3 separate regions of the Homo sapiens genome follow, and regions 2 and 3 are each linked to region 1. Evidence: chromatin contacts called from ENCODE Hi-C or POLR2A ChIA-PET data. All regions are on one chromosome and are shown on one strand. Each heading gives the region's core, a stretch centred on a gene start or an enhancer-like site at or near the end of the contact. The rest is flanking DNA. Distances are from core to core; before and after follow the strand shown.

The links. A loop is a pair of places that touch in the nucleus more often than their neighbours do. ChIA-PET counts read pairs that join two places held with the same protein, here RNA polymerase II (POLR2A). Pooled maps may share reads with other maps.
Region 2: a pooled map shows a loop between it and region 1 (2.4-fold over the local background). The contact joins two enhancer-like sites. A Hi-C loop is called at or near these places in 1 of 168 maps with a recorded cell type or tissue (K562), 2 of 37 single-sample maps with no recorded cell type and 5 of 50 pooled maps. POLR2A ChIA-PET finds 5 or more read pairs at or near these places in 1 of 52 experiments (GM12878).
Region 3: a loop to region 1 is called in a pooled map, with 2.4 times the contacts of the local background. The contact joins two enhancer-like sites. A Hi-C loop is called at or near these places in 1 of 168 maps with a recorded cell type or tissue (K562), 4 of 37 single-sample maps with no recorded cell type and 7 of 50 pooled maps. POLR2A ChIA-PET finds 5 or more read pairs at or near these places in 4 of 52 experiments (GM12878, OCI-LY7, WTC11 and 1 more).

The regions. Positions count from the first base shown.
Region 1 is chr6:15,388,458-15,391,630 of GRCh38, forward strand. The region is part of intron 2 of JARID2 (jumonji and AT-rich interaction domain containing 2); the gene reads left to right. Among named protein-coding and RNA genes, the nearest start is that of JARID2-AS1, 140 kb to the left of the region's middle. RefSeq lists an enhancer at 1,766-2,125. Within about 2 kb of position 1,924, at least 5 of the 41 ENCODE cell types and tissues checked have a DNase peak (open chromatin) inside an H3K27ac peak, as active enhancers do; they include GM12878, where a contact is called at or near this core.
Region 2 is chr6:15,286,409-15,289,581 of GRCh38, forward strand. All of the region lies in intron 1 of JARID2 (jumonji and AT-rich interaction domain containing 2), which reads left to right. Among named protein-coding and RNA genes, the nearest start is that of JARID2-AS1, 39 kb to the left of the region's middle. RefSeq lists enhancers at 1,338-1,387, 1,408-1,457. Within about 2 kb of position 1,428, at least 3 of the 41 ENCODE cell types and tissues checked have a DNase peak (open chromatin) inside an H3K27ac peak, as active enhancers do; they include GM12878, where a contact is called at or near this core.
Region 3 is chr6:15,303,924-15,307,096 of GRCh38, forward strand. The region is part of intron 1 of JARID2 (jumonji and AT-rich interaction domain containing 2); the gene reads left to right. Among named protein-coding and RNA genes, the nearest start is that of JARID2-AS1, 57 kb to the left of the region's middle. Within about 2 kb of position 1,673, at least 3 of the 41 ENCODE cell types and tissues checked have a DNase peak (open chromatin) inside an H3K27ac peak, as active enhancers do; they include GM12878, where a contact is called at or near this core.

The DNA.
Region 1 (3,173 bases), core at 674-3,173:
TTCTGTAGAGTCCCAGATTTAGCTTCTTCATAATTTCTTTCCCAAGGATGATAAAAACAGTACAAGTCTATCGTTCAAGGAGGTGTGGGGATGAGGAGAGAAACATGAGCTATTTTATAATATATTATAAAATATATATATATAATTTTTCTACAACAAACTATAATATAAAATATATAAATATTTTATAATATTTTATATTCGCCAGTGACATCCCATTCTTGATTATAAACCGGCAAGGCCAAACCTGTACCCTGCCATTGACATCCAAGGAGAGCTGTCTCTTGTGTTTCATGGTAACTTATGCCCCGCATGCTTTCAGACCCCGTAGCTTCTCTCCCTGACCTGTTACTAGTGTTCTTGCTTCATTTATGCTTTGGAGCTAATGGCTGGTTCAGCTCTTTCTGTGTATACACAGAAAGGTTGTCTTCCTGTGTGATCTGCCCTGCCCTTGTCATCTGGGTAATCCTTAACTGAGTCCCTGTTTTCTTTCTGCAGTTAGGTGGGTGCCTGTTCATGCTTGGTACTGCCATCTTGGTGACGGGGAAGGCCACGTGTGGAGGCTCCCAGGCTAGCTTCTGGTGGTCTCTGAAGTGGTAGTCTGCTTTTAGCTTTCCATGGCTCTCAAAGTTATGCTGCCATGTGTTACATGAAGGCAGTCCAAGGTCTCCATTTTGCAATCATTTAACTGTCTTTTATATTTAATCAATTTATTTAACTGTTTGTTTTTATTTTTTCTGTTGCCCAGGCTGTAGTGCAGTGACACGATCTCAGCTCACTGCAGCTTGCGTGCACCGCCCCCAGCAACCCTCCCACCTCAGCCGCCTGAGTGGATGGGACTATAGGCACGTGTCACCGCCTGGATGATTTTTAAATGTTTTGGTAGAGATGGGGTGTCACTGTATTGCCCAGGCTGGAACACTGTTATTTTTGATAGTCTGCTTCCATCCCATGTGATTGGGGTTTTCACCAAGGGACCCATGCTTTTGAATGCTTATTTGAAAAATAGCATCTTGCCTCCTTTGAGAGTGAATTTAGAAGAATGCATCTAGAGTGATCTGTTCCCTAGGGGCTCCCCCAGCAGTGTACCCTCCATGAGATGACTTTGTTCCTAGTGTCATTTGAAAGGGCCTTCCAGTTTGCTCAGTTGGAAAGTGTTACAGAGTTTTAAAGGGTGAGCTGGAAGGCTCTCAGCTGGCACTTTCTGAATCCCTCTGAGGAAAATGTTGGCAAACTCTTCACTCTGCCTGAACTCTTTTTATAAATGGAGAAGCCAGGAGTTGGGAAACTACCACACAAAGTGAGGTCGAACCCTCTGTGGAAACGTGTCATTATCCTAGCTAAGACAGTGGACTATTTTATGGTAATATGATGGTATGGACCCCCTCCCACCCTTTGATGTTTTGATGTTTCAGAGAGCCCTTCAGTTCATCTTCCTGCTACCAAAAATAGAAGTGTGTAGTGCAGCAATTTACAGTGTATTTCTATTTTTAACTGGAGAGACTTTTTTCCTAGAGATGCACATGGCTTTTAGTTTCCTTCTTTGACAACTTAAATGAGGAGGGCGGTGCTTGAGTGCTTTATTCAACAGGTGTCCCACCTTCTAAGGAAAGTCCACTTTTTTCACCCCCTGCCTCCTGCCCTTCCCTGTTTCAGAGAACAAGTTTCCACAGTAAGGAGGAGGAACTTGCCTTTGATTTATTCTCATATTTGTTGTCATCTGTCCACTTGCATTTCAGTCTGATGAGAAACCCAATGTGAGTGCGCCATGGAGCTCGAGAGGTTTCCATGCTCCTGAGCTGTCTGACTGCAGAGCCTATAGCCACTTCTGCCTAGTCCCCAGAGAAGCCTAGATATGGAGAAGAACCCAACAGTGCTTGTTGGTGTGGGGTTCTCTATCCGTTCATCGCCGCACTGCCGCACACTCAGGTCAAGCAGGGACGTCCTTCTTAGCTCTGTCCACGTTGTGCAGCCCATGCTTGGTGCTTCTAGCCTTCTGGGGTCTCCCTTTATGGACGAATTCCAAGGGAATAGGTTAAGATTGCCATCAAGTGGCTGTTCTTGGTAGTGGATGTTGACATCCCTGCTGGCCGATTTCTTAGCCCCTCTGTGAGAAACTCTGTGCAAGGGATTGCCTGTCCTTTTGTGGGGGTAGGCAGTTGTTGACAGAGCTCAGGTCATCTCTGGGAACGCAAGCTGGGCCTTCTCATGTGTGCTCTGTAAAACTGAAGGAAGACTGGGTTGTCCTTGGATCCATGAATACAGACCATCAGAGATTTCCTGGAGAGAATGGCTGGGCATCTACCCTCCTGCCAGCTCAGGTCCAGTAGGCCGCAGTCCTCCAGCTCTGCTAGTGGAAATTGTTGAAGGATCACACTGTCATCCCTGTAAGTATGTCCCAGGGTCCCACCAAGGGTTCAGAAAACCGACAAACTTGATACCACCATCTGTTTGGTTTGTTGTTTTCCGTCTCAGAAAATGGGATACTAATTTTTTTTCCTCAGAGGTGGTATTCTTACGATGAATGCAGTTGATTTATTTCAGGTTCTTAGTGCCTGGAAGAATGTAAACATTTAAAAGGGCGATCATTATTGAGGTTGTAGATATACAGTACCCCGTGACTTCCTATTTGTGCTGTAGCTTTGTCATGAAGCAGGACACCTAAGGGACGGTTTTCAAGTTGGTTTGCCCCCTTCTAGGTTCTGAATGCCAATGTCTTGTAATCAGGCCTCACCCTAGGGCTTGGCGAGCTGAGACTGCTGCGGCCCTGACAAGCATGGAAGGAAGGATTGCCTCTCTAGTTTTCCCCAGCAAGGCATCCTCAGTGGTGTTGGTGAAAGCTGCCCTGTAGGCGTAGTCGGTGTTAGGTTTGTATAGGAGGGGTACCCCACAGACTATTGGGTTCTGAAGTCTCTGAGGAGCCCTAGCAGAGAGTTTCAGAGCCAGCATGTGGCATGTAATGGAGGCTAGATCTGTGCCAGCTGGGTCAGTGGGGAGGCCTGAGACAGACAGAGGGGAGAAAGTGACTGTGGGAGAGCATCCGATGGGAACAAGCTCTAAGTTAGGGTCAACAAAAGAAAATTCTTAAGGCCTATCTATTTTAGGCAGCTTTTTAGAAATGATAAAGGCTGTGTTATGCAACCATTCACTTTGCAATCTGTCAAATCATATTA
Region 2 (3,173 bases), core at 178-2,677, 100 kb before region 1:
ACCCGGCTAATTTTTGTATTTTTACTAGAGACGGGGTTTCACCATGTTGACCGGGCTGTTCTTGAACTCCTGACCTCATGATCCACCCGCCTTGGCCTCCCAAAGTGCTGGGATTACAGGCATGAGGTACAGTGCCCGGCTCATTGCAGTGTTTCGATTGAAATTTTGCTGGCAGAGCGTGGTGGCTCACGCCTGTATTCCCAGCACTTTGGGAGGCCGAGACGGGCGGATCACGAGGTCAGGAGATCGAGAGCATCCTGGCTAACACGGTGAAACCCCGTCTCTAATAAAAATACAAAAAAAATTAGCTGGGTGTGGTGGCAGGCGCCTGTAGTCCCAGCTACTTGGGAGGCTGAGGCAGGAGAATGGCGTGAACCCGGGAGGCAGAGCTTGCAGTGAGCCGAGACCATGCCACTGCACTCCAGCCTGGGCGACAGAGCGAGACTCCATCTCAAAAAAAAAAAAAGCGCCTCTTAATAGAAGGTAATAGGAATAACAGCCATCCATATTACAACTGCTGCCTCTTTCCCATTGTCAGAAAAATAATAAATACAAAATTAGCTGGCTGTGGTGGCAGGCGCCTGTAATCCCAGCTACTCCGGAGGCTGAGGCAGGATAATCTTGAACCTGAGGCTTGAACCTGGGAGGCGGAGGTTGCGGTCAGCCCAGATGGCGTCATTGAACTCCAGCCTGGGCAACAAGAGTGAAACTCTCATCTCAAAAAAAAAGAAAACACAAACAAACAAACAAACAAAAAAACCCCTCTTGATCCTTTCTTTCCTTGTTCTCTAATCATAGGTTCTTTTTCCTAAAAGTGCTTTTGCAATCGGGTGAAATGTGTGACCCCTTCTTAAAATATTTCCAAATACTTTTTTAAGTAAAATACCCAGGATTACAGAGGGGACCCATGACATTGAAATATAGCCATCAAAATGATAAAGAACAAATTTGTGATATGGTAATATGTTTCTTTGTCCTTTGTTGAATAACAAGTCCTCATAGTGGGTCTAATTATTGTAATTTTAAAATAATGATGTTATTTCAAGATAATCTGCAACCACTGTAAATCAGTATAAGAGTATTTGCAATTTTTTGTGTTGATACCAAACTCACACAGAATTACATTTTTGGTGTGTGGCGTATATTCAAAATATAAGGGAATGTTACATTTCAGCAAGAGATTGGTGAAAGTGAATATGGGACTGTTTCCCTATTCAAGTTCACAGACTTCAGAACCTCTGAGAATCTCTTTTCCTTCTTCCTGCAGTTGCTGCCTTTGTCTGGAGCTATCCCACTGTTGTCAGGGGAGTCTTACCTTGGCCTTAGCTTCGGTGTCATTTCCTCGAGGAGACATGTCTAGGTTAGGAGCCCATGTTAAACATGCCCATAGCTGCACCCTCTACTCATTTCAGCACTTTGAATCATGGACATTTATGAAAAGCATTGTATAATACCCACTTCCCCATTTGTGAGCTCTGTGAGCTTTCGGGGTGTGGTGACTGTTTCTGCCCCATTTACCGTTGATCTGCCAGTACCTAGCACAGTGTCACAGGCAGCCTTTGAATACTTGTATCTTGGATGACACAAATAGCAGTTGAGGCAGATGGAACAAAGCTTGTGAGAAAAGCTCAGGAGGTGTGACAGTCCCAAAGAGTGACCACCACGGCAAAGGGGAAGGCACATTGGTGGTATGGTGGCATATTAGGCCATTCTTGGATTGCTCTAAGGAATACCTCAGATTGGGTAATTTATAAAGAAAAGAGGTTTAATTGGCTCTTAGTTTGCAGGCTGTACACAAAACATGGCTGCTTAGCTTCTGGGGAAGCCTCTGGGAGTTTTTGCTCATGGCAGAAGGTGGGAGGGGTGGGAGCAGGCACCTCACATGGTCAGGAGGTGGGGGTTGGAGAAAAGGGGAGATGCCACACAATTTTTAAACACCCAGATATCACAAGAACTCTCATTCACGATTGCTAGGACAGCACCAAGCCATGAGGGATCCACCCCTATGACCCAGACACTTCCTGCCAGGCCCTGTCCCCCAACACTGGACATTACATTTCAACATGAAATTTGAGTGGGGACAAATATCTGAACTATATCAAGCGAGTGCCCAACGTTATTACTTGTTTGTCTGAATCTTTGCAGTGGAATATAAGATCCACAAGGGTGGGATTTTATATGTTAGCTGTTTATAGTTTATATGAAGATAGTCTGATTGTTTCTCAGTGGCTCACACATAGTAAGTGGCCAGTATGTTTCACATGTATTATATCAGTGTGTACTTTATTCAGGCCTCAGCTTGATCCTTTGCAAAAATGAGGGAGTTCCCTCCTAAGACCCCTTTGAGCTTCTATTGAAGTCTTTTTCTTCTCTCTACAGTTAAAGGAGATCTTATTGTAGGGCATAACTAGGCCCTGTGGGGTTACAATGGTGAATCTTACTTGGATTTTGCCTCCTGGCGAGGTGAAGAAGGGTCTACCCTTAAAGCAGCTAGTAAGCTCTGGTACCCAAGCCGGAGATGAGTCAGCTTCTCTCGTTAGTGAGCAGTGGATAGTGGAGCTCAGACTGAGGGACTGGGGGCAAGGAGCAGGGGTGGTTGTCCAAGCCACGGAGGGAGGAGAAGTGTCACCACTGGGGACAGCACAGACAAATGAATGATCTTGATTGGGGTTGGTGAAACCCCGTTAACAGTTAATCCAACGAGGTGGCACTTGAGCTGGGGCTTGAAGAAGTGAATATGATTTCCTCCAGCAGAAGGGTAAGTCCAAGGGAAGCATCGAGGGACACAAGAATAATGAAGAGTCAGCACCATAAGGCAGGGCGAGAGCAAAATAAATAAATAAAAAAGAATAATGAAAAATAGTTAAGAATGGTGCATGCAGAACACTGTCAGCAGTAGTCTGGTGTCCTTCTTTTGTGGGTAACTGTCTAAAAAGAAAATCTTTTATTTTGTTACATAAAGCCAATTCTTCTATTTTTTAAATCGTTTGTTACTATTATATTAAAATAGAGACAGGTCTTGCTGTGTTGCCCAGGCTGGTCTCAAACTCCTGGGCTCAAGCAATCCTCCCGCTTCGGCCTCTTAAAGTGCTGGGATTACAGGCATGAGCCACTGCCCAGCCCCTTCTTACTCTTTAAATTGTAAAAAAAAAAAACCATGTTTTAAGGCCGGG
Region 3 (3,173 bases), core at 423-2,922, 85 kb before region 1:
GTGGTTGGGAGCACTGGGTTGAGACCTCAACAACAGTGATAATTCGTTTAAGCTGTGTGACTCTAGGCACGTTGCTTATGTTCTCTGGGCCTCTGTTTCTTCAGCTGAGAGATAATCACAGTCTCAACCTTGGTCTGGGTTGCTGTGGGGATTAAAGGAGGTAATAAATGTCAACTGCTGTAAACAGTCCTAGAGTAAGTGCAGGTGATAGTGGCTACTCCCGCTAATAACCAGCCTTGATAACCAGCTGAGGGCGCAGGGCTCAGGAGCCTCAGGATCAGCTGCCCATCTCGCTGCGCAGCCTCAGTTGTCCCAGCCTCCTTTTGCTCCTTTTCCTCCCTCCTGGAGCTGGTGGTAGAGAATGGACATAATTTGCTGATCCCCCCCCCCCCCCCGCCCACCCACTGTAACTTGGTTAGTTAAACCTGCACTTTTTGGTAAAATCTGGAGAGGTGATAATTTATTCACTTTTTTTAGAGGACTCTAAAGCCAGAGGATTCTAAGCCTCCAGGCCACCTCTCCCAGTCCGTCCAAGTTGCAGACACCAGAGAGCAGCCAGCTCATGGTTACAGTCCTTCTCTGAAGCAGCCAGACAATCATCGGAAGGCCCTTCACAGACTCCCATATCTAGATGAGTGATGCTTTACTTTTGACCTTTGTAGCATGGCCTTTCCCCCTCTAACCCTTTAATCATCTCTTTAAAAAAATCAATCAACAAATATTTATTGAACGTTTCCTTGTAGGCTTTAAAATCCACCCATAGGCTGCTCTGTGACTCTTAAGGATTTCTGCCCTGCATCCAGAGAGAATGCAGTAGCTCTGGCCAATTTACTTAGTATCTGCTTTCTTAGATTATGAGCATTTTCTGTTTTTCCTGGGAGTCCATGGGTGTGTCCAGTGCTGGCAGGGGGCACCATCAGGTTGCAAGGTTGAGGTGGTGCATCTTATCTGCTTGGTGAGGTGCAGGGAGGGGTGGAGCAGCTGTTTCCAGCATGTGTTTCGCTCTCTTTATTGGCCCTTTCAGCTGACTGCTTTTTACAACCAGTTATGATGGAACATTTAAGACTTGTTTTGGGGTCACCACAACCAAGTTTTCTCTTCTCACTGATTGGCAGGAGGGGTGCCCACTGGGAGCCAGCACAAGTCTGGGATTTTTTGGTTGGACAGGGTTTCTTGCCTGCAGTTTCCAGCTGGTAAATGAGCCTGGGCTTGAGGAAGTTGTCAAAGGCCTTCCATCTTTTAAATCTTGGCCATGTAGCTGGTATTGTTGAAGAAAACGTGAAGAAGGATTTTAAGAAATGGCCATTGAAGATTGATGTTGGCCGGTCATCCTGCACACTGTCCCTCCTTTATGTAGCGTAATGCAGGATTTCTTATTCAGAGAGCAACTCCGCTGTGGGCCTACCCCAGGAGAAAAGGGTGCAGGGAGGGTGCTGGCTCTGGCTAATTCTGTCACTCCACTTTGGAGAGGGGAAAAGCCTCCTGAGCAGCTGAATGCCTTTGGTTGTTTCCAGTTTTCGCCACGCTAAATTTCATTCCCCATCCTCCTCCTCTTGCCCTACAACATAGCTTAGCTTAGAGTTAAAATTGGTTTCATTCTTTAGTGCTGTTTCTTTCTCTTCTTGTTTGCATTTGTGGATGAGTTTAGATTCAAACTAGAATGTGGTTCTGATGTGTGAGTAAAAGCACCTCATTTTCCCCTAACCACAGCCTCATCACTGGGTACTTGGCAGAAGCAGACACCATTGTTGACTGAAAATAAATGGAGTTCAAGGGGTCTTCAGGGTTCTTGGCCTTGATTCCTCCCCACCCCCATCTCTTTGGAGCACCCCTCCAATATCTAATTGTTAACATTCTGTGTGTGAGAGATGTATTATGTATTAACTGTTTAAATAAAGTCCTGTGAATTCCTTGGACAGTGTATTATGAATTTACAAGGGAGTTCACTATATCTTTAGGTATTTGTGTTATATGCATTATCTTACCCATTAATACATTATTCTGAACTTTTGTAAGGAAATAGTTTTCTACTATTCATCTGTGGTTTTGGTTACAGTTTTTAAAATGCAGAGACAAATTTCAGTTCCATTTCTGGTGGCCCACTTGTGGGACCAAATCTATCTTTCTAAACGTCAGATTTTTAGAAGCTCTACCAGCAATCCTCGAGGCTTACAGTTTTCCCGGGTTTCTGTTGGCAAGTAACTTCAGCTTTTCGTACTTTGAGATCACAAGTGGCAGACGCTCTTAAGTGCGTCACAGTTAGGTTGTTAAGATTTGAGGGGGACAATCTCCTTTGGTGTCGAGTTCATCATCCACAGCAGTAGGAACAACAAAAACTCAAGAATTCCTTCCCCCTGCAGTGAGCCAGCCAGCCTCTTTTCTCATTAACAACATAGTCATATTTCTTTTTTTTTTTTTTTTTTTTTTTGAGACGGAGTTTTGCTCTTGTTGCCCAGGGTGGAGTGCAATGGCACAATCTCAGCTCACTGCAACCTCTGCCTCCTGGGTTCAAGCGATTCTCCTGCCTCAGCCTCCCGAGTAGCTGGGATTACAAACGCCTGCCACACGCCCAGCTAATTTTTGTATTTTTAGTTAGTAGAGACAGGGTCTCACCATGTTGGCCAGGATGGTCTTGAACTCCTGACCTCAGGTGATCCGCCCGCCTCGGCCTCCCAAAGTACTGGGATTACAGGCGTGAGTCACCGTGCCTGGCCCAACACAGTCACATTTCATAAGGATCATACTGTTTATTTAGTCCACATTCTGGGGAAAGGGGAAAAATACCATCTTCCTTAAACTTAATTTTTAGGTACTTAAAAATTTTTTTTGACTTTTGTTAAAACCTAGGAGTAAAACACAAGGGGCAAGTGGAGTGAAGGAAAATGGAAGGTGGGGAAATAGGCAGCTTATTTTTTTTCCTGACCTTACCCATTGTACTTTGAAGTTAATATATATATTTTATATTAATTACATTATTATATATAATCAATTATATTAATGTATATTATATATATATTTTTAACATTAAAAAATTTAGACTGGGCGTGGTGGCTCATGCCTGTAATCCCAGCACTTTGGGAGGCCGAGGTAGGCGGATCACAAGGTTAGGAGTTTGAAACCAACCTGGCCAACACAGTGAAACCTGTCTCTACTAAAGGTACACAAAAAATGAG